Linked DNA regions of Mus musculus: regions 2 and 3 are each linked to region 1. Evidence: chromatin loops called from intact Hi-C (ENCODE). Cell type or tissue: heart. All regions are shown on one strand.

The links. Peaks named below come from ENCODE experiments on the same cell type or tissue, not always from the same donor. Only the 100,000 strongest peaks of a DNase experiment are listed, where the experiment ranks them.
Region 2: it touches region 1 in a loop (2.7-fold over the local background); 10 of 42 quality-filtered maps call a loop at or near these places.
Region 3: it touches region 1 in a loop (2.0-fold over the local background); 8 of 42 quality-filtered maps call a loop at or near these places.

The regions. Positions count from the first base shown.
Region 1 is chr15:66,739,846-66,747,845 of GRCm38, reverse strand. It overlaps Tg (thyroglobulin), which reads right to left. Exons shown (of 48, transcript NM_009375.2): 33 at 7,063-7,142; 34 at 6,217-6,360. Among named protein-coding and RNA genes, the nearest start is that of Tg, 73 kb to the right of the region's middle. In heart, no CTCF peak of the experiment used is centred here; DNase peaks (open chromatin) are centred at 1,185 and 4,095; H3K27ac peaks cover 4,063 bases; H3K27me3 peaks cover 286 bases.
Region 2 is chr15:66,887,983-66,895,982 of GRCm38, reverse strand. Ccn4 (cellular communication network factor 4) reads right to left here and starts at 4,614. Exons shown (of 5, transcript NM_018865.3): 1 at 4,349-4,614. The coding sequence starts at 4,417. It overlaps Gm46514 (a long non-coding RNA gene), which reads left to right and starts at 4,652. Exons shown (of 3, transcript XR_001781648.2): 1 at 4,652-4,723. In heart, no CTCF peak of the experiment used is centred here; DNase peaks (open chromatin) are centred at 2,612 and 4,542; H3K4me3 peaks cover 2,771 bases; H3K27ac peaks cover 5,509 bases.
Region 3 is chr15:66,820,836-66,828,835 of GRCm38, reverse strand. Tg (thyroglobulin) reads right to left here. Exons shown (of 48, transcript NM_009375.2): 42 at 1,409-1,573; 43 at 270-437. The region is part of intron 1 of Sla (src-like adaptor); the gene reads left to right. Among named protein-coding and RNA genes, the nearest start is that of Sla, 7.0 kb to the left of the region's middle. RefSeq lists an enhancer at 1,674-4,535. In heart, no CTCF peak of the experiment used is centred here; a DNase peak (open chromatin) is centred at 4,085; H3K4me3 peaks cover 882 bases; H3K27ac peaks cover 5,753 bases.

The sequences.
Region 1 (8,000 bases):
CAAAAGTTCTGCATGGCTTCCCCATATTTCTATCTCTTATCTTACTCCCTTTTGTCTGGTGTGCAAAACACCATGCCATGACTTGAATGCTTCCTTCAAAACTCTTGTGGAAGTTCATTTGCCTCTATGGCCATCCATAGGTGGAAGTTTTAAATGGTGGTCAGGGCTGTGGGCTCCCATCTTCATGACTAGATAAATAGCGTGGTGAGGATGAGGGGTTGTGGAGGTCTGTGTAGCTTCTAGATCTGATCCTGGGAAGAGTCCTGTTTGAAAAGCTGCCATCTCCACTGTTGCTTTTCTTCTCACCTTGTTCCTTACCATGCATTGCCTCTACCCTGTTACAATTGGAGAAGGCCCTCTCCAGATGCCAGCATGTTGGCATTAACTGGCTTGTCTACTGCCAAAACTGTGAGAGGTATTTCCTTATAAGTAGCCCTGCAGCAACAATATGAACTAACCAGTACCCCCCGGAGCTCGTGTCTCTAGCTGCATATGTATCAGAAGATGGCATAGTTGGCCATCATTGGAAAGAGAGGCCCCTTGGTCTTGCAAACTTTATATGCCTCAGTACAGGGGAATGCCAGGGCCAAGAAGTAGGAGTGGGTGGGTAGGGGAGTGGGGGGAGTATGGAGGACTTTTGGGATAGCATTTGAAATGTAAATGAAGAAAATACCTAATTAAAAATAAATTAATTCATCCATAAAAAATAAAATAAAATAAATTATAACAAAAGTAAAGAATAAAAAAAAAATAAGTCACCCTGCTCTGTGGTAACCACATAAACTGAACTAAGAGCCCTGGCCTCTCAAGGCTCCAGAGCTTCAGCCACAGTCTCTTCCCTCCCTTCATTTCACTTTCATGGAGGCGCCTCTTGCTATCATTTAAAGACATCAACTGCCAAATTTCAGCTGACATTAAATCTGCCTCAGGGGTTGGTAACAACAGGTAATACTGTGCTGAGACCCATCTTCCAAGGGTCCAACTTCAGGGGCCAGGGATTGGCCTGAGAGTTGATATTCCCAATAGGTTTCCTGATACCGACATCTGAGCTGAGGTTACACACCCCCATACTGAAAGCATCACACAGAATGTCCATAATTGCTAACAACTTCCCCCCTACACTCCTTTGTAGCAGGCCTGTATCTAGACTCCAGCCACACCCTGTTTTGTTGTCCCTTCCCAGAATAGGGAACCCAAGAGCAGAGTCATTAGGGAACAGTCTGGCCATCTGCTGAGGGTGTTTATCTAAATGTGTACTTCCTGTTATCTGGGTACACTGTTCAAGAAATCTATGTTGAAATCCACAGAGAGCTCTGTTTGTATTGTGTGTGTTTCTAATGAAAATCTAGGGACAACTGAAACATGAACTGAGGACAGGTGACTCAGACAAAGCTCCCAGCACCCATTTGTATACACTGCTTCGTAGATCTCCCTGCGGCTGTAATCTAGTGGCATGAAACACACCATGGTCAGTCTGAGGATTGACCTCAGGTGATATAGCAAACATTTATGACACTGGCATGTAGTAAGATCAGGACCTCATTCTATTTTCTGACACAGAGCTCCTCAGCTGCTGGGTTTGCAAAAGTCCACAGTGAGTGAGCACATAGCCAGGATAGGCCCGGGAACCGTCTACCCCACTTTCCACATTGTCTTCCAAATGGCTATTGAATTGTAAGGAGTTGGTTTTTGTTTGCTTGCCTTGGTAGAGATGGAACCCAAGGCTTACATATGCCAGAAAAGCACTCTACTTCTGAGCTACACCCTAGCCCAGTCCCAGTTGAATCTATCCTAATAAACTATGAATAGTAGCTAATGGTTTCTCTGTATTCCTTGAATTATTCTGGCAAGCTATTGAACAACCCAAGGAGAAATGGAAATTCTTAACTTACAGTCAGTTGCTTGGAAGGACAGAAGGCCATGAGCTCACAGTTAGCAGGTAGTGGGGAAGCTTGTAAGATTCTACCCTTTGCACAGGTTCTTAGTTCTGACTTAAACTTCAGGTATTTTGCATCAGAACTGAAAGAATCAGTAAACACCCAACTTATGTCTAGAGAATTGGGATCTTGGTTGCAGATGGGACTACACATTTTGTGTCAGAAGTGCTGGAGAAAAAAGCTCCAATCTCATCTTGTCTGGGCATAAGAAATAGAATAAGCCTTACCTCACTGGCTTGTGAGTAGAAAGAAGGCACTACAGTGAGGGAATCCTGGCTGCTAGCCAACGATAGGAACACATAGTGCCTGGGAAGTGTGAGAGTGTTGGTATGAGGGGAAGGAGGAGGGAGGATATACTAACTGCTCTGTGAATGTGGTGCCATCTGTGTGGATCTCAAGGAAACTAGAAGAAATCGACAATCCCTTACTAATGTCTCTTTTGTGTCTGTAACTTCAACAGTTTTTAAGGGACCTTGCCTAGAAGATAAAAGGACCCAGAGCTGTGATTGTCATTTCAAGAAGACACATTTGACTTAGTGAACAAAGCCAAGTGAGGCCTCACTGAAGCCCATGTCGTGCACATACGAATGCGGTGGGGGAAGCAATCTTCTTTAAGATGCAGGGGCTATCAGGGCCTGTTTCTACCTATGCAGGAAGGCCTGAGTTTATGATATATGGACCTGAGTAACCCCTGTGTTCTGCACACATACACCTGGTCTTCTAGACACCAAGATTTCTTTTCTAGGTACTGCTGTTGGGGAGGACTACAAACAACTCACTTGCATTCATAAAGTTGGCCAGAACTTCTGTATTTCTGTGCTAAGAAACACCAGACATTGCATGAAATTGAGGACAGCAGCATCAGCAAGCCCATTACCACAGGATCTGTGGGAATCTGCTTTGATGCTTCTGTTTTTCCAGTATTTTTTTTTCCTGGACATGGGAGGACTCAGCTTTGTTTCATCCTCTGTGAGAACAGTGAGGATAAAGAAGTCAGGATGCAATGGCTGGTGTGCAGCCCTCTTTGCTGAAGCTGTGAGGTAGGGAGGAGAGTCTCAACTCTCTGATCTTCTGCCTTCTACCTTTTATCTCAGGCTCACTTTTTGCTGAAGTCTCTTTGGCATGATCCCTGTGAAAGAGCAGTTCTTCCTTCCCTTTTATAGTCTGCTACCTCTCCATCCAGAGGACTGGACTTGGCAACACCAGTGACATTGCTGTGATTTAATTCTCTGGCCAGGGAGTGCATGTCTTCCATGGGGGACAGGAAAGGAATTTTTTCCACAGAGACTGTCCTGATACCATATGCACACCCAGAATCGTGTCTGCAGACAGCCAGTGTTTAGGAAGAGCTATTTTTCTTTGTGATTATAGCAGGTCCAGTCCCCTACAGCTTTTACCTATCAGAGTTCCTCAGTTGAAAGTATGTCTCTTGTCCAAGAACTGACTAAGGGAAGGCTGTTAGGAGAGACCCACCCTTCAAGGTCAAGGCTCAGAGTTGCCCATGTGTGTGGCACCTTCCTTAGCCTTGTACAGATTAGTTGATACAAAGACAAAGACTAGAAAAGCGCGTCATTTCTTTCTTTTTTGTCAATACTTCTGGCAATCAGACTTCCTGTAGGCTGTGCCTGCTATGTTGTAGTTATTCACACATGCTCACTCTGGCCTCTCTAGGATACGCCTATGAAAAACAGCAACATTCTGCTCTTCTCCCGTTCCTCAATGACCAGCACTGCACGTCAGTACAAACACCCAGTGAACTTCGGAAGGGTCCAGCCCAAAGGTGAGAATGCCAGCAACAAGTGTTTATCTCCTCAGCACCTGTCGCTTGCTTTAAGACTGAGAGTTCCTGGAGGTCAGGAAAGCAGGATCACTCTCACTCTGCCATGTGACATAGCAACTTAAGAGGTAAAATTAACTAGGTTCCAGGTCTATCACCCATTTTCTATGCACCCTTGAGCCTCCTGCCTCTCTTGCTTCTACTGACAGGGGAACGAGGATTTAATGCGATAGTGCTCCCAAAGTGCTGGCCTCCAGCATGAAAGCCTCATGAACAGAGGCCAGGCTGTTACAGCACAGTGTTCTTTACATGGCAGTCCTTACTGTTGAGTGACAGTACTGATAAGGCTTTTCATTGTCTGCCACGTGGCTTCTGGTCAGGACTCTTGAGTCCCTACCCTGAGGCACAGAATATGTGTTGGAAGACACTAGCACTCCAGGTTGTCAGATGAAAAGGACCCGAGCAGCTGGAACCTGTTGGAACCAGGAGTACCTTGGGTTCTTATCCTTGCCAGCCTGTCAGGGTGTTGAAATAGCTTGGCGTGACTTCCATCACATTCTGAACAAATAAATTACTGCTTAAGTTTTTTTTTTTCTGTCCAGCTCTTCCATAGTCAAATGAAAATGGAAAGTGGCATTTTCCAGATGCTGGCAGGGTGAAAAGGTGAGAGGATAGACGAGAATGACCTGAGGTGAGCCTAGCTCTGAGGTAGCTTAAGTCTTGAAGCTGTCCATGGAGTCATATAGAACTAATGTATTAGGCAAGCATGCTCCTCTCCTCCCTTGCCCTCAAGATATCTCTGTATGTCTCTAGCCCTAGAGATTTCTCTGTATGGAAATATAAGTCCACAGTGGCAGTTTCATTATACAACTCCCTTTTTTTTTCTTCTTAAAACAATTCAAGCTGTTGAAAGAAAAGAAAAACCCAACAGAGCAACCTCCAATCATGACAGATCAAGGGATTAGTCTGGAAGTAATCATGCCCATACTAACTGCCTCAAAGCTGAAGAACATTTAGGTACATAGCAAGGCTAAGGGATCTCTGCCCTAGAAATCCAAACTGTACCCTTTAGTTTCAACATGGCTTGGACAAAAAGACCACACCAGGAGCAGCTGGTCTGCTATCATGTTAACCTTTTCTAGTTGATAAATCAGTTGCTTGTAAGTTACTCCACTGAGCTCCCATAATGCTAAATATCAAGGCTCACGTAGACCTAGCATGTTTCTGATACACAACAGGCACAGGAAGAATGTCTGTTTTCTCTCATTGCCCAAACTAGGTAGGGAAATGGTGGTTTTCCAGTATGAAGAATATGGAGACCAAAGTTCTACTTCTCTAAGACTTCAGTTGCAGCAATAATTACATAACCCTAGTTTCTAGGGAAGTGTCAAGAACGTCCAGTACTCTCCAGATTCGCTCAGAAAATGAATTGAGAAGGAAGTGACCTATGTGTCAGGTTGGAGACACTGATCGATCCTCTGCTCTGCTTCTCTGTTACTTCCTGAGACAATACTTTTGTCTCTAAGACATCTTCATGAGTTTGCTCCTGAGACACAATCTGATGGCTAGTCTCTTCTAGTTTCCATGCAATTGTCTATACTAATACCATAGACACCCAGTATCTAAGTGTATGGGACCAGTGAGCCTCAGTCACTTGTCCTACTGACAGAAGCTAAGGGGTACTATGAGTCTTACAAAGACCAGCCTGTCCTATAGAGGGAAGATTCTGAGTATAGTTTTATCTAAGCACATACAGAAATATCCACTCCTTTCTTCATTGATTTCAGATTGTTCTCCTAAAACAGACCTGGAAATGAGTCTTAGATAATGCAGCCATTTGCCTTCATGACCCATACAGGCTGTCCTTTCCTGAAATCCTAACTTAAATGCTTAAAAACCTACGCAGGCTGTTCCCTTCCTTCCCTGACACTGCATATAGAACATCATTCCGGCTGACGGTAAAAATTGGCACAGCAGGGAGACCAAGGGATCAGAGTGGACAACTGTTGACTTTGCTGTTTGTCCAGCAACAGGACCTAAGGAGGTTAAGCTTTCTTTCTCCTAATACTTCTGTATTTTCTGAGGCCTCCACTAATGCTATTGCTTTCTCCCTCCAGCAGTGGGGTATTTCTAGACTATGCTGGGCAATTTGATCCTGAATAAAAGGCTTCTAAAGTATACCATGAGCAGCCCCTCTAAAGCAAGTGCAAGTAGCAAATTGAAGAAGCTGCTATGTACCCTAGCTAACTATACCTGTGAACCTGATATTGTTCCATCTTTCCTGAGATCTAATTGGTAATCTTTCCTTTAAGTTTTTTTTCCTTTAAGTTAATGAGCAGTCTCCAAGGCATGTCTTTTCTTCTTAAATTAAATAGAATCCATTTCTATCATTGGTCTCCAGGGAATTCTGACTAATCTTCTTCCTGATCCTAAGACATCATCCTAGTGCAGGCTTGGGATATGGTCAACAGCAGACACATGTGCCAGTAGCAGGTTCCTCACCAGGCTTCTGGTACCACCCAAAGGGATAGGTGTGGACTTCTGTGTCCTCAGAGCCACAGTCCAAAATGCGCCAGGTTGCTCCACTCTCCTCATTGCATGTTTGAATCCCCATGCTGTTCAGAGTCAGACAGGTCACCTCTCCTCCTGGAGGGAGAACACAGGAGTCCAAAAAGGTGGGGCAGTGAGAAATATGAACTAAGTGGGAAGAATTCTGTAAGCCATTGCTCAACAGATGCTGGGACTTCTGTACTATATTCTAGGTGGGGACTTGACCATCCCAACAGCCCCAGATCCACTATTTATAAGCCTATGAGTCCAGAAAAGGAAGTAGCTGCTCCTAACAGAATACCTGTTGATCATGCATAGAAGAGGTGATCTGTATTTGTAAGTATCATTTCACTGGACCTGGTTTACAGGTGAAGATGCTAACTAAGGCCTGGTTAGATTATAAGTGAATTGTCCAGAATCACACCATTAGTAAGTGACTGAGTGAGTGTTCAATATGGATCATGTGATGTATCTAAAGTTCAGCCAACCATGCTGCCTGGACAGCTCTGAAAATACAGTAGAAGATATATAAATAAAGTATAAAAACAAGGAGGAACAGTCCTTGGGATCAGACAGACCTGTTGTATATGAAGTGGGCAGATAGACCAGGTCAGCCACAGTGTTAATTTCATAATAATGAACCACTTGCTTCCCCCAGTCGGGTTCCTTTCTGCATATGAGGCTCACATTCTCCTTGTCATGAGGAGATGCTAAGGTCCATATAGGATCATAAACATGAGTGTTTCTAGACTGAGGTGCATGCCTGGGATTGGGGACTGCCTCCTTCATTAGTCTTACCTTGCAGCTGGGAGACATTTAGAAAACCAAAGCCAGTGCAGCAAGGGTCCCTGTCACAGAGCCGCTCACACTCAAAGAACCTGCAGTGAGAAGGCATAAGTGAGGCTTCCTGTGGGCGTCCAGATCCTGCTGTGCAGAAGGAATGGAATCACTCGAACTTAAGGAATCAGATTTCTTCATAAGCACATAAGATGTGGCTAACATTCTAAATTTTCACTCTTTTCTCAGGAACATTATCTTCAGGTCCTACAATAATTTACTCCCTCAGTCAGTCCCTCTCCAGGACCATCCTTGTTCATCCAACTAGTATAGCTGCAAGATCCGGCCTGCAGCTTCATGGCAGAAGGGCTCTAGCACGTTTAGCCATTGTTCTGGTTCCCAGTTCTGAATATTCCCCTACCTTACTCCTACGCCTTGATTTATCAATCACCCCTAACTCCTGAGAGCTTGCTTAACCTCTCGCTCCTTTCTGGTATGAGGATCCTACCTCATTTGTGCTCTTCTCTCCTAAATCCAAGTCATATCCCAGTGTTGAACCTTGTGTCTGCTTGGTAATTTTTCCAGTGAATCTCTGCCCAGAAAATGTTAAGTCATCTCCCTGACTTTCTCTTCCCTAGATCCCTACCCAGTTACCTACCTGCCCACCTATTGCTTCCCCCTTCTTTTAAAAGCCCACCGTTAATCTCCAGCCTGGACTATAGGTTTTTGTAGTTTATCATTAGTTCTGTCCCACCAGTTCCCGTCCCAGTACCAAGATCAGCATGGTGATATCCAACAAAACTATCTGGTTTCTATTCCGTCATCTCAGCATGATGACATCTAGCTTCTATACCCTCCCTTAATAAGGCGGAATCCAGCTGGATCTCAAGACAAAGAAACTCGTGCCATCTTTTGAGATCCATTCTCAGAAATAGCACTCAGTTGCCAGCAACATGATG
Region 2 (8,000 bases), 150 kb before region 1:
TTTCAGTGGGAAAGACTAGAAAGAAGAGGAGAAAGTGGAGAAGAAGGTAGAGAAGGGGGCAGGGAGGGAAGGGGGAGGGGGCTGAGGAATCAGGATGTCAGCACTAGAGCAGAGAATACCTTATCTCATGCATTGTTTTAAAAATCACCATCATCATCACTATCATCTCTACTATTTCTATTGTCACCACCATGTGTGTCACAATCATCATAAATACCATTATCACCACCATTTCTATCGTCACCATTCTTTCATTACCACTATTGTCATCAGCAGCAGCAACAACAGCAGCAGCAGTAGCAGCAGCAGTAGTACCACCATCATCATCATCATCTCCCTTAACAGTAGCAGCATCACCTCGCCCGTTTTCCTTTCTCTTTCACAGTCTCCTAGGATGCTCACCAACCTCCCTCTCAAGGCTGGAGTCCTGGATAACAGGCTTTAGAAGATACCCTGCACTGCACATAGTCGAGCAGATGCCTCACCGTCGTGCTCTGCACACACATAGTACTGAGTCCAGTTCCCCTAGTGCCTGCACTCCTGGGTTGGAGGCCTGACTGAATCCTGGCCTCCACTAGCTTGGGATCTAGCATTGTTGCTGGGATGGAGAATGGGCTTGCTTCTGCAGGCCTCGTGTGTTCTCTCTCTACCCTTCCCCTCCAGGGACTCCCCATCCCCAGAATCTCATGCTTGTCCTTTTAAATGGTGCACCAGGGACACTTTCCCCTCAAGATATTTGCCTTGTAAGCCTGGCTCAGAACCCTCCAAAATGCCCTCCTCTCACTGAATCCAATACCTTTGTGTCCATTTGCCAGCCACAGATGGAATTTTCTAGTAGCTATAGCAAAAGGAATCAGAAGCAGGTGAAATGGACTTCACTCATATGTCTTGTTAAACCCAAAACACAGTCTAAGCATATCCCATCAATGGGAGTTAGGGTAGGAATGAAAGAGTCTACTGCCCTGGACTCTCTCCACTGATGCCTGCAGTCCAAGGCACCACTCAGCGTGCCCGAGGGATTGGCTGCAGCGCAGAGGTCCAGTGGCCCATGCTGGAAAAGCTGCAATGGGCAATGAGCGTCCGGATCACAGCACGCTCTTGTCTTCTCAGCGGACAGTGTTCAAATGTGTTGGTCAACATGGAGGGTAAAGCTGTGTGCCAGAACCGAGTGGGCCTCTTATTCTCCTGCGGCTGCCTAGTGAGGCATCAATGGTTTGATGACAATAAGAACTCATATGCCAAAGCCTAACGCTGAGACCTCATAGTCACTCCCCCCCCACTTCCCAATCCTAAGTGGCTTCTATGGCTATGGTAGTCTGGCTGTGGCTTTAACTCCTCTGTTCTCAGTGGAGTCACACTGGGGACATAGCCTTGAAGTCCCTGAGAGATGGTGGGGAGGGGGACACTACAGCAGCCTTGAGAGTTGATTCCTGTACTAGGTGGTAGTTCCCCACTCAGCTGGCATAGACAGAACTGTCACTAAACCCTGTGGCGTGTGGCGTGTGGTATGTGGATTTGCCAAAGGACCAGAGGGCTGCTCACAGGTGGAGCTCACGTCTTTCAGGAATAGTATGGGGCAGCCCTCCTATTTGCCAACCCTAGACAAATGCTATGGCTAGTGGGGCAGACTAACTCTCAGCAGCTTTCCTGAAGCATCCTGGTGGGGCTAAGCCAGACAGGGGCTTAAGTCACTGCAGACTCTGATCTGGGGGTGGGGTGGGTAGAGCTGCTGACTCACAGCTGCGAAATGGCTAGGTACATGGAGGCTGTCTGTGGGGTTATGCTTGCTTTTTCAATTAAAGGGAGGATTTCATCATGTGTCCAGGCCTGGGATTCTGTAAGGGGTTCTTGGAATAGAAAATGAGTTGGCATTCCCTATCCAAACAATGAGTCACCCTGCCCCCAGCTTTCTCTCCACCCCCTCACATACATACAGTTGTGTGAACAGCCCCCCACTCCCCACACACATGGTTAGAGAGAGAAGATAGTGGCAGACCCTGCATCCTAGCCTATTTATCCTGGAAGACATTGGCTGGTCCCTCTCTTATCTCTCATTTGAACACATGGGTGGATGTCTCCAACTTGCAAGTGTTTTTAGGGTCCAGCCTGTTTCTATACAAGGATTTAGAGTAGTAGAAAGCTGCCACTTAAGTTCAAATGTCATTAGCTGTGTGGCCTTGGGTAATTTATCTAACCTCTCTGAGCATCAGTGAATGTTGGTTGTTCTCAGGCAAGGATTCTATCTCTGCATAGACATGACACATGGGTGGGTATTGCCATGTACATTGTCCTTGGGATGGCTCACGTACTCTCCCCTTTCACTTAGCAGGTGGGCCCTCACCACTTGTCCAAGAAAAAGAAAAGAGATAAAACAAGCTGTTCTTCACACAGAGCGTCAACCACAACACTGTCATAGGTACCAGGCTTTGCATCTGAGCCCAGAATCTGCCTCCCTCCCCCACTTTGAACATCCCCCTCCCCAGCTGGCCTCCTGCTTTTTGCCAACAGCCCATTTAGCTACATGCACACCAGACAGCGTCTCCCCTCCCAGCCTACTTCCTCAAAGTCTTCTTGGCAGTGCTCACTTCCCACATACTTTTCCTTCCGTATGGCCAATGCACATCATTCTTTCCATGGGGCCCCCCTGCCCCTTGCTGGATTTGAACTCCCTGTCTGTATTAGTTCTGGAGGATGCCATGTGTGGAATTCGGTTACAAAGCCGGGCTCTGACTTCTGGGCACAGCCCAGCTCTGTACCATCAGAGGTACTGTGTCAGTGGATGGGGGTTTCGAGGGCATCCTGGAAAACAAGATGCTGGGAGACTCCTAAGAGTACAGGGTGGGCAGTCTGGGAGCTTCTGGGGACACACTCCTTACTGATGCTGCTAGGTCCCTCTGGACTCCAGGTCTCTTTACTGAGACCCCCTAAAAAGCCCTGACTCTGTTCCCCACCATCCCTCAGTCCTGGCTGTTCCAGCAGCAGGCTCAAGTGCAAGACTCTGGCTCCAGTGCAAGACTCGCCTTGAATTTCCCCTCTTGTGCCCTCACTCTGATGCTGGCTCCCCTGTCACCAATTCTCCATCCACACCCTGCCCTCCCAGGCCCAGCCACCTGTAGGCTTGTACCCAGTCACAACCAGTCCCAAGGCAGAGGCAGGCCTGCTTGCTTAACTTCCTGGACTCTAGGCTTAGGGAACGTTGGGACGGCTGAGTGCTGAAAGTGTGCCACAAGAGATGCCAGTGTGACCCAGGCCACTTGCTCATTCCGACCCTGGGCCATTCATTTGCTTCTGGTCATCCTTTGTGAATAGAGCTGGTAATCTTTCTTGTCGTAGGGTTAGATGCTATCATGAACAAGCATCGTGCACAGGCTAGAGGACTTGGGTACAAATTGCACATGTTCATTGTCTCCACGTAACACCTCAAGGTGCCTGTTACCCAGTCCCAGACATGTCTAGTTCTGAGCTTCAGTGGAAATGGACTGAGTTCCTGTGCTCACAGGCAGATTGCTGTACCGTAACTCCAAGTCTCCTGGAATACGCATGTTAGCACCCCAAAGAAGTTCTTGGTATAACTCAGTGTCAGTGTCAGCCTTTGTCTTTGGCCCTCATGTGGCAACCTCAGACTCAGCAGCTGCCCAGCAGCTCACCCTGCTGCTGGAAGCTGCCTCCCTTCTGTTCAGCTGCCCACATCACTCACTGCCCCTAGCAGCTTGCCCTCTTGCCCAGCCACCCCCGGCTTTGCTCCAGCAGGCTTCCCTGCTTTGCCACGTGTCTCCTTCCCTGTCTCTGGAAGGTGCAAACTGATGTCCCTCTCTCCAGGACCCAGATGCCTTCTGGAAATGGCAGGACAGGAACAGACCATGGAGGGTCACAAGGTGCTCATGGTGGTAAACCCAAACCTTGCTTGCTTGGTGGAGATTTGCTAAAAGCTGGCGTGCTCCTTCACATCTTGTCCTGGGGTTTCTTAGCACCTCTCTTTGGGGGACCTCAGATGCTCCGAGTCCTGGAGTTTTTAAACTGGTAGGCTCTGGATGTTCTTAGCAACCCCTCATTTTATGCTGCTTTGAATTCGTGAGTGACCCACCCAAGATCACAGGGCCAGTCCAGGGTGCAGATCCCCAGGCCCTTATTTTGTTGTATATTGTCTGTGAATATAGGAAACAGGGTGTCTCTCTCAAGGGATGCGCCTTCTGCCCCACTCCACCACCTTCTTCAGACTCAAGAATCTCTCTCCTCCCGCTGTTCATTATTCCAACCCACCTTGTCTTGACCCCCCAGTCCCTCGGGCCTCAGAACCAGGCAGGAAGGGATCAGGTCCCCTCACTGATCCCTTCTAAGCAGGACTCACCGTGGCCAGGATGTTGCCCACCCTCAGGACTGCCACGGCTGCCAGCGTCCAGGGCAGGAGCCACCTCATGCCTGGAAGTCAGCGTCACAGGAGCTACGGCTCAGCCCAGAGGATGCGGATGCCTCTCCAGGGAGCTGGGCCAGGACTGGGCTGGCCCATCAGAGCAGCGGAGAGCCTTCCTCAGCCCCCGGGGGCGTTTGTCAAAGCGACATCTGACGTCAGGCCAACAGACTAGCCCTGCATTTTCCTCTAAAAAAACTTTTTCTGCTACTCTCCCCCTCTCTCTTTTTCTTTCCTCTGTCCCCACCTCCAGCCCAGCTTGGCCAGCCTCCCCGCTCTGACAGCTCTTAAAGGGAAAGTCCCAGACTCCACAGGGTAAGGTGAATGAATTCTCACCCAGCATCCTCCACGCTCTAGGAGGGCTCAGGCTCTCCGGACAGGAGGGAGGAAACAGAAGGGTGCGGGCTGGAGGTAGGGAAGGTAGAGGCATTGTGAGGACTTTGAGAGGGCTCTGGGGATGGGGGTGGGGTGGGAGGACTTGCATCTCACTTAGCTCTTCCCTGTGCTAGCCTTTCTTCACTGTCTCCCCACCTCTGAGTCAGAGGCAAGCAAAAAAGGTTCTTATTCCAGCCAGAAATGACAAGAATTTATCACTGACACGCCTGGAGGTGCGATCTGTCAGCAGGGTCTGCCCTGCTCCTCAAGGCCATACCCACTGGTTCAGTTCCTCTCCCAGCCAGGCTGCTCTGCCAGGGATCCTCAGTCCATTAGCCTGTCTTCAGTGTCTTTGAATATTTTTTATTCTTGGAAGGACAGAACTCCTGGCCTTGGTTCTTTCCAGACCCTAGTCAAAGAAATCTCAAGTTTGCATAACAAAGAGATGGCAGGGTGGGGGTGTGTGGGGGTGGGAGTTGGGGGGTTTGGGGGATGGGGAGGAATCTTTTGAGGACCCAGATCTATAGCCTCTGCATCTTCTCAAGGGTGCTGTTCAGTCTCCTGTCTCAGATTCCCCTGTTCCCTTGCTCTCCTGTTCCTGCATCTCAGAAAAACCAGAGTGGTTCTCAGCCTGGCATTATGGACAATGAAGGTCATCTCCTAGGTACTGCCAGCCAGTGCCTGTCCTATGTTCTTCTCTTCGTCCAGACTCCATGGCACCTGCTCACTGCTGCCTGTCCCCTACCAAGTATGAAGTTTTCCTTCTGTGCACAAACCACTCCCCTCTCGTGTTTCCTGGTAGCTCAGTGTTGCTGCTTGTTTGGGGGATGCTGTCTGTTTGGAGCTGCAGTGGCTGTACCCACTGAAATCATTTTATTCCCCTCTCGGTCCACCCTCTGACTACCACACATCCCATACCTCCTTCCTGCCCCCCCCCATCTCCATGAGGATGTCTCCACCCCCTACCCCCACTCCACCAGACCTCTAAATTCCCTGGGGCCTCCAGTCTCTTGAGGGGTTAGTTGCATCTTCTCTGATTAAATCCAGACCCAGCAGTCCTCTGCTTTATATTTGTTGGGGGCTTCATATCAGCTGGTGCATGCTGCCTGGTTGGTGGTCCAGTAACTGAGAGATCTAGGGGATCCACATGAATTGAGGCTGTTTGGGGACCTCATTTCTTGAGAGAGAGAGGGGCGAGGGGGAGAGGAAGAGGGAGAGGGAGAGGGGGAGGGGGAGGGAGGGAGAGAGAGAGAGAGAGAGGTAGAGAGAGAGAGAGAGAGAGAGAGAGAGAGAGAGAGAGAGAGAGATTCATGTGATGGCTGGAACTGAAGCAGCCATTTTGGTATAAGAACAAGCCCCTGAGACTGATGAAAAGATCTGGGTTCCTGGGAGTTTATCTTCTTATTGAACCAAATATGAAATGAATCAGCAACTCATGGCCTTAGTCATAGCTATTTGGATATTTTGTTCTTTGGAGCCAATCCATATTAACTGATGTTTGAGTACCTAAGGGAATTATATATGCAAAATGCAAAACCAGGCAGGGATGTGGAACCAGGAGACTAACCACCTCAACAGCTTGTCGTTTTTTTCTGCTCATTAACTCTTCAATTGGTTCTGTAGCTGGAACATGGCAAAGCCAGCATGCTAGCAGGTAACATTAAAGAAGTTTCCCCAAATACTGGGACCAGTGAATCATTTACGGCCACTTGGCAGAAAGCAGGCATAGACACGTACCCTTCAGCTGGGGTGACTGGCAGGCACATGTCTCTGGCAACTTCTCAACAGTTGTTCTTTAAAAACAAACAAACACTTAAACGATCTATCTTTGGGGAAATTGAGGCTCAGAGAACAGAAGTCTAACAAGCATCTTAGAGTAAACAGCATAAATTCTGAGTATAAATTCTCATGGTATAAGTGGGGCTTTGACCCATGTTGAGGGCAGGTGCCATAGCCTTCTTTGATCTCTACTTCAGCCACTTCTTCCTAAAATATGGCTCCTGACAGCTGCCTCATATCTGTCATGTGTGACTTTCAAGTCTTAACTCCATCTGGCTCCTTTAGTGAGAGGCGCGGGAATACCTTCAATTCCCCAAAGCAGACCCAGATAGACTCTTAGCTTTTAGGAGTCACTCAGGATGTGGGACTGAGGACTCATTCTCTGGCTATCTCCGTACCTGACATCATTCCCACGTGACTATTCCCATGGACCAGGGCTTTCTGAAGAGAACTGGGTTGAATTCCTGCTTCCTGACACTTTCAGCTGGGTGGCCTTGGAGAACTCACATGAGTTCTCTGTGCTCTGGCTTCCTTCTTGTGGCTCCTGGCCCTGAGAAAGTGGAGTGAGTGTGTGTGTGTGTGTGTGTGTGTGTGTGTGTGTGTTACACTTGTAGGCGAGAGTAACGCAGAGCACATGCTCAGTAGGCCCCTTCTCTAACCCCTGCTTCAGAATGTTCTCCATCTTTTTGGCCCCTGTCCTGGTAATACTCCCATGGTGGGAAGCTGACCTAGGGCATTTCTGTGCCCCATTCCCTCAGCCCTCCACACATATACAGGTCCCAGAAGGACTGTGTTTGCCTGTCCCCTTGTTTCTTTCAAAGCTCTGCTTTCTACTTTATCTCAGAAAAGGTATCTGTACTGGCTGCCACGGCAGTCGGGCAGGCAGGAGGTGTCCTGGCAGATCTCCCGGAGCAGCTGTAAATAATAAATAAATTCCAAAGAGGAGATGGGGGAAGGGCTCACAGACTAGGGTCAGAGAAGAGCATTCCTCCACCAGGCAGCAAGGCTGGGCTGACCAGGGCCAGATGCACATTAGATTCCAGACTCAGTCTCAGGACCAAGTACCCTGAGGCTCCAAGGCTGACATCTGCATTAGATCTGCTCACAGCCTGTTTGCCATTTATCCTTCCTATGAACATGTTGGGAGCCCACACTGTGTGCAGGTGTCAGAGGCCCAGATCTATGCAGGCCCTGGCTGGGCTTTTAAGCATGCACATTGGTGGTGGCATTGCTGCTCTGGGATGTTACCCTGAGTGGTAGTCGGTGGATTGAGCTGTTGGGCACAGACTCCACCTCCTTTCTTGGGACCCAAGGGACAATGCACCCTGGACCATACTACCACCGTGTACTCACAGTGCCTCTGTGGATGGTGCCGTCCTTTTTGGGAGGGTCTCCTAATCCCTTTAATGGCTGCAGCCAAGGGATGCTGGGCATGAGT
Region 3 (8,000 bases), 81 kb before region 1:
GCTTATGGCGAGGTGTCCTTGCGGCTGAAACCTGTTCAGTTTCTACTCCAAGCTTTTCACAGTGATTGATTCACAGCTGCAATTTGTGAGCATATCTGTATTAGTCGCCTCTTGTAACTGTCCTAGTTCTGACCCCAGCTTCCCCCATGACTATCTTCAGACTTCTATAGCCTTGGTACACAGTCCTCTGTCAGCCACGGAAAGAGTCGTTCCCGACCCAGTATCCAGCAGGAGGCTGCAGAGGCCTCGCCCTGCCTCCCTTTACCTACCTTCACAGCCTTTGCCCTATTGATAAGCCCATCATCCTGGGACCCTCCTATGAGTAGATCCACCTTCACTGGCAGAGGCCTCTTCAACCGTCTGGATGGAAGTTCACGGAGGTACTGGCCATCGACCACAGGGCCCCAGTAGTGGAAAGGGCCACTCACAGCCAGGAGCTGCAGGGTGAGAAAGAAGGCTATTACTTGCGTGTGCTTTAGTTTCCTTTAAGAAAACTACAATCTTAGTGTTGAGTGTGCAGCTGAAGTTGACAACCATAGCAAAGCACTCATGGTTCTGACCAGTGACAGGGGCTAGGAAGGCCTCTGTGAAAGGAACTGTGCAAGATGAAACTTAGCCCTTCTTTACCTCTGGAGCCCCATAATTCTGCCTCACAGTGCTCTAACTCCAGCTGGGCCCTAATGGAAAGCAAGGGTCAATGAACAGGATAGCAGGCAAGCAGGACATCTCATGACAGTGACAGTGGCTAGGCAACAAACCTCCCTTCAGCAATGCTTAACCCCCAGGAGACCCTCCCAGAACCTGTTGGCTGAAGCAACAAGAGGTTTCCAGGAAGAACGGCAAGAAGAGGAAGGGCTTAAAGTTAGTGTCTGTGGCAGGTGACACTAAACAGTGTAGCCTATGTAGGTGCAGATGAGGACAAGACTTAGTCCATATCGTAGGGTCCAGATTTGTTATGAGGATCAAGCCTGCTTCTGCATCCTCTACCAATGTCAGAGGCAGCCAGAATTGCAAGCTGAGAGCAAGGTCTTTACTGGTAGAAAGGGATGCCCCACTATTGATCTAAGGGTCTGTGACCTGACCTTGTGCCTCTATGGTCCTAGTGGGGTGTGACCCTTCTCAAGTTCTATTTCATTTCATCTCTCAACTGTGTCTCCATTATAGGCTCCACGTTGTACATAAGACATCCAAATGACAGAGAAACATATCTTTCAGCAGCAGCCTTGTATGTTTCTTTGTAGCCTGTGGCTCCTGCAAGGACTAGGACTCAGGAGACAAGTTTATCTTTAGTTGGTCATGCACTGGGTGTGTATCTTGGTGGAGACCATCATCACATCTGGTTAGACCTGGGCCTTTCATTTGTAAAGACAAGAGATTGTCCCTCCCTAACCTGTACACCAGCACCTACCTTGGTCTGAGCATCATTGAGAATGTTGGCAGGCTTCTGGCGGAGACATGATACCACTTCCTGGATGGATGAAGTAGGGCATCCAACCTCCTTTGCCAAGGCTGCAGCTTGCTGTTGGGCCCTCTCTGGGCTGATAATTGCAGCCGGGGACAGTGCAGAGCCTCCCTGGAAAAGAAAGAGCAGGGGTCAGGCTAACAGTCTGTACAGCTTTGGCTGCTGCTTAGGACCCTCAGGTCTTAGCTGAGTTCTATAGTTTCTTCCATACGCAAACACATGGGAACCTTTGATATCCTACATGTATGAATGTCAGGGTTGACCTACACAGAACAGCATCCTTGTGTAAACTTGACTAGGTCAGTGCAAACCTTGGTTTCCTTATCTGTGAAGAGAGGGTGCCGGTCTTGCTGTTCAGCTAAAGAAGTATAATGAGGTCAAGGGTGATATAGCTCTGAATGCGGACTGGAAAACTTCTGGTAAAGCACTATGCAAACTACAGCCACCTCCTCTGCAGAGAGCTCAAGTAGCAAGGTTTCCTAATTCTAAGTTGTAGTTGAATGTGAACATAGAGGCCCTCTGGAAGACACCATCATTTCAGCTTACAAAGAGGTATATAAGGTACAGAGAAGTTGCTGGTGCCTAGTCAGACATACAGTGAGACATGGAGCACCCAGAACTCAGCAGTCCTGTCACTGAACCTCTGCAGGCTACTTAGCATGAGTGTGAGGACTGTACACTTGGGAGTATTTCTCTAGTAGAAGCGGCCAACTTCTCTGAAAAGCCTGTTGTTAATAAGAGGCGCATCAGGGGCCTGAGCACTCAGCCACAGTGAGGCAGACTCTCACACATACCTGGGAGGCTCCTGATGGGAGAGTGTTATACCTATCCCATATTGATGTCTGGTTTTTAGTCTTTAGAGGGACCTGTGACCAGAGCCTGAGGCCAAGCAAGCAGTAGGAAGCCCATCCGAGGAACAGGAAAGTACACAGGGGGTGAGCAGGAGGAGGGCTGAAAACCTAGTAGCTATATATAGCCTGATGACCAAAGCCCTTTCCAACATCTCTGAACAGTACAGATAAGGCCAGAGAGCCTGGGCTGCAGACACAAGATAGTGTGAGGTAGCAGACAGGGGGTTTTGTCTTTTACTGTGTTTTATATACTAAATTCAGCCTGCTGGTGCCTCCTGCAAGATATACAAAACAGACTTGTGTAAGCATCTGCACTTACAAACAAGAGAGGACCCTCTAGGCTCCTCATGAGAATCAAGAGAGGTGCACATCAAACTTGCATCCAGCCGGGGCCTGGAGTGTAGTGACATTGGTAATGAGTGACATAGTGGGTGACTTGTCGTGAATGTGAGTTTTACACCCTTGATTTATTTCTGTAACACCAAGTGACCACCTGTTTTTTTAAAAACCACTTGCTATGTTCCTGTAACAGAATGGTACTCACACTCGAGGTCTTCACAGTGCGGCATAGCATTCTGTGCTGCTAAGTGCAGGGGGTGGGGTGGTGGTAAGTGGCTCCAGCAGAAGTTATCAACTTTCTTAATGCTGCAACTCCTTAATACAGCTCCTCTTGCTTTAGTAACCCCCAGCTATAAAAGTATTGACATTGCTACTTCATAACTGTAATTCTGCCATTGTTGTGCACTGTAAATACCTGCTATGCAGATGTTTTCGGCAACCCCTGTGAGAGGGTCATTTGATTGCTCCCCCACTCCAAAGGTCATGACCCACAGACTGAGAACCAGTAGCCTACAGGAACGCCTGAGAACATGAGGATTTCAGGGTGGGCCTCTGATGTTTTCAATATCTCTGCTAGCTATAAATAGCTGGGCTTCTTGATACTCGGAGGAAGTGGGTAAAGGCGTGGGTTTCACTGACACTGTAAGATAGCTTAGAGAACTTTCCTCTCTCTTTTTGTTGTGATCAGTCTTTCTGAAACCTTGTTCTTTGTGGAAAGTCAGCAGTTAAGTAGGCTGTCCTCATTTGGGGGGACTTGTTAGGCCTTACAGCTGGTGGTCCTCGGACAGAGCCCGGGAAAAAAGCCTGAGCTTAGAGGAAAGGGAGCAGACCAGCATTCCAACCCTGTCACTCTGATGGGGCCGTTCAGAAATCGTGGCTTCAGTGTGCCCAGGAAGACTCCCTCTCACACCGCTCTTGAGGAAATTATTATCTGGCAAGGCAACAGAGGCACATAGTGTGTGTGTGTGTGTGTGTGTGTGTGTGTGTGTGCGCGCGTGCCCTGATGGCCTTGACTTCAGGATCAATATTCTTATGCAGGAAGAGAGTCCCAAGAGGCCTGCTCTATTTCCTTCCTGTGCCTTAGTTCTCCTTTCCTTGCATTCTTGCTGTAATGTATTAACTTCTCAGGGAAGGAACACCTGGGAAATCCACACCCGCCTCCTCACCAGTCAGCACCAGGTTGCATGGGTTGTGGCAGTCTCAGCTCAGAGGGAGACAAAGAGCAGAAGAGTTAGGCAGCACTTCTGTGTATCATATCAGAACCGCCCATGAATCCTCACTCTAGAGGTGTCAGGAAGTTGGAAGCTGTGCACCCCACGTCTCACAGCTGCCAAACATGAGGCACATCTCGGGCAGCCACCTGCAGCATCACACTCTACCCACTATGCACTAGCAGGCTTGTCAGTGGCCTTGGTCCCTGCCTGTCTCTGTGAGAAGCAGGGCCAATATCCAGTAGGAAGGCCCTGTCTTAGAAACAGACAGACTGAGGTTTTGGTTCCAGTGCAGTCTGCTATTTTTGTCAGTTCCCATCTTGGCATGGAACCCTGTGATCAACTGCTCCAAAGAAGATACAAGACAATGATGCAAAAAAAACCTTATACTGTAATCAGCACACAGTGTATGTGAATGCTAATTATCATCAGGAGTGGAATTAGCTATTGGTTTCTTTCCCACAATGCAATGTGCGATCCAGCTCCCTGCTGGGAGGAAGCAGATATATGACTCTACAGCAGTGCAACACCCTGAGGAGCACTGACAGCTCCCACTGAGTTATGGTCTCCAGTGAATTCAGCCACCATTTGCTTTTCAAGAAGGATCCACCTAAAAGTGTTTTGAGTCTGATTTTATGTAAAGAGTCTTGTGTCCTCAAGCTGTGGAAGAAATCCAAGGTTTTTCGAAGTACAGACTGTACACCAGAGTGATAACCCTCTGCTATTGGGACCAGGACAAAGGCTAGAATTCTTATACACTGAGAACTCCAGGGAGGGGATGCAGGGCTCCTGTATGCCTGGAGAATTCTGCAGAGAGGCAGGAGCTGAGAGGACTTTGAGAAAATGAGCAGAAAGGGGCACTGGCAGGTAACTACTCCTGGGGAGTGTCAAGGATGGCAGATAGGTTAGGAATGTTGAAGAAAAACCTGGGGTCTAAAGATCCCAGCATCCCTGTAAAATGCTATATATGTGTTAAAGGAGGGAGCCAACAAACAGAATGGATGGGGACATAAGTAGGCTTTCTAGGAGGAGGAGAGAACTCTGCATAGAAGATGTTGAGAAGTAAGATCAGAAGATAAGTCAATGACAGCCGTGTGAGAGGGGGTTGCCATAAGCAAATGAGCCCTAGGGTGCAGGCCAGGCTTCTATAGCTACAGGAAGTCCTCTGGGATTTTGGCCAGACTGAAATGGCTTGAGCACATGGCAGACCTTTGAGCAATGACCAAATATGAGTGCCTCAGGGATGTGGGCTACTGAAGCCAGAGCAGTGAAGTGATTTTTATACCACGGGCTACAGCCGTATGTAAAACATCCATTGCCTATAGAGTAGGGCAGAAGTGAACTGGGACAAAGAGCAGAATTCTGCTTGATAGCCTTAGTGCTAGAGGAGGTGGAGGAGCTGGAGGAGCTGGAGGAGCTGGAGGAGCTGGAGGAGCTGGAGGGATCATCTGAGGCAGGAACCCAGCCCAGACTCCTGGGTGGTCCAGGGATTCTGAGTAGAGATTAGAGCCAGAGAATGTGTCCAGTGCTTCATATCCTTCTTTTCCTGGAAATACACTCAAACCTGAGCCTGCCACTGAATTCCATGGACGTTGGAATTTGAGCATGCTTCTGAGAGGCAAGAAGAACCTGGGACAGACCTAGAAACTGTAGCAAAGAGACTTTCAAAAGTAGTTCCTATCCAATGTTAACATTCTCTTGTATGCCTTTAACCAAGAGGCATCCCTTTGCTTGATCCCTGGGACCATGAGTCATACTGAAGTCTGAAGCATTTCAGTCTTGGCAAAAATCTTAACATGAGTACTGACAATAGTTAATGTAACTTCCATCTTGAAACTAGAATCTACAAAGTCATATAGACCACTTCTCTTTTCTTCTTCTTTGGAATCAGTGTTCTTGGTTTTACTTAGGCTATGGAACTTGGGTGGGTAGCATTAAGGTGTGGCTTGCTATTGCTCAGTGTCCTTTGCCTGTCAGATGGTACCGATTTACTGTGGAACAGAGTGGTAGCTGATACAAGCCAAAACCAAGGGCACTTTTGTAAGTAGAAACTGAAGGAGACTAAGTGTACATGTACATGTGTGTGCGTACATATGCACATATTCACGTGGAAAGTGAACGGCATTCAGCCTTTATAAGGGGCCTCTTAAGAGCTGGGGCATTAATTTATGTACATTCTTATTCTGTGATCCCTACAACAACCCTCTATATATTAGCAACTCCTACCCACTTTTCAGATTGGGAGAACACAGTTTAGAAGGAGGAGGCAAGGTGTGTGAGATCTGGAGACTTGTAATAACAGCCCAAGTTATAAATCCTTTAGCTTCCCCCATGATCTACCACCTCCCACTAACAACAGCCCCATCTTAGCACAGAGCTTCATGAATTCTTATTCTCATTATGAATGGCTGACAGGTGGCAGCCAATAAGGAAGAGGCTTGCAGGGGTTGTCAGAGAGCGGGGAGATGATATGAGATCTTTCTTCCCCTGTGTCAATCAGGAGTGAATGATGGAGGCCAGACTTACATGGGGCTCTGTAAAGAAGATTCATGACTGCAGACTGGGAAGGACACAAGGACAGAACACTGTCCTGTGAAGTCTCTTGGCAATGGTTTACAACCTCTCTGTACTCTGCTCAGTTCCATTAGCTATAGAACCTCTTCTAAAGACCCCAGATCCTCCTTAGGACTTTCTGGTCCCAGGAGGAAAGGGAAGATGCAAGGAAGGAGAGGGGTTTTTCTTCCATGCTTTGGAGGAAGAACACAGCAACTATGTGAGATCTCGAGAGGAGCTGGGGCCTGTGGCCACTACTACAGGAGGGCAGCTAGAGATGTTTCACAGGGGCTAGTTGGGACTAGCCACGAAATTTAGGGCAGGTGGAGAGACAGAGATAAGAAATTGATAAGGGCAGGCTTTTCCAGGTGAGACAAATCAGCACCCAGCAATTTGGTAAATTGTAAAGGAAAGAAAAAGAAGAAGAACAACTCTGTGTGTGTGTGTGTGTGTGTGTGTATGCATGTGTGTGTTTGTGTGTGCATATGTGTGTAAAATTTCCATAGATTCAGAAAGAACATTAAAGATGTTTAATAGCTTCCTGGTACCCAGTAGAAGAGACTGAGATCCAAGTATTCTGATTCCAGTGTGCTTTTCCATGACAACGCAGTGCTCCAATGAATGACAGGATCCAGGTGAGATTCATAGGCAGTCTGTTCCAACTCTTCACCCTATTACCTGCCCACACCCCAAGATTACATAGATATTTAAACTTTGTCAATTCCTAAAGCTCCCTGCTCCCACCACTTATAAAGGGCCAGTTGTAGAGTTTACCATCTCCTTATAATTTCAACAGTGTCATTGTCTTCATGAACTGTCATTGCAGTTGCAATTAGAGAGGCATTTAGGACATATTTTAAAAGCTGATTCTACCCTACAGTATGACTGATTCTTACCATAGGACAGCAGACATTTGCACATGTCACATGAATAAAGCCACAAGTAAATGGTATGGCTAAGGCCATTGATGGCCACTCCACAGGGAAACAAGTAGTGAGATGGAACAAAAACCCATAGGAGCAAGGTCTGGGTGAGGGGACAGTCTCCAACAAAAACCTCAAGGACCCCAGTGACCCCTTCCTGGACATTCCTTTTGTTTGGAAATAGACATGATTGGTGTGGGCTTTGCCCCTCTGGAACGGATTTGCACCTATCTCATTTTCTCTATGTCTCAAAGTCTTGACAAAACACCTTTTGCCATCTGTTAAATATGTCATGTTTAATTGACTCCATTGCTTTCTGACTGTCAGAATCCATTTAAGTGCATGGCAGTTAAAAATTACTAACTTGCCAGACCAAGGTATCACCCTTGAAAAATGCCACCTTAATGATTGCTGAGGTGGGGTCGGCACCCCATCGTAAAGAGGACTTGCTTGTCCCTATCATTCATTCCTGAGACCAGCCATCCAGTGGTCCCTGAGACTATGGGGAGAAGGGGACAGCTGGGTCCACAGCTGGCAGGGGAGAGGGTAAACTATGGTTCAACACTTCCTGTCACTCTTCAGTTTTTAATACATTTCTAGGAAGGCCTAGCTTCATGTCACTTATGGGTAGCTTTGTAGAAGACATACATTTTCTTTGTTT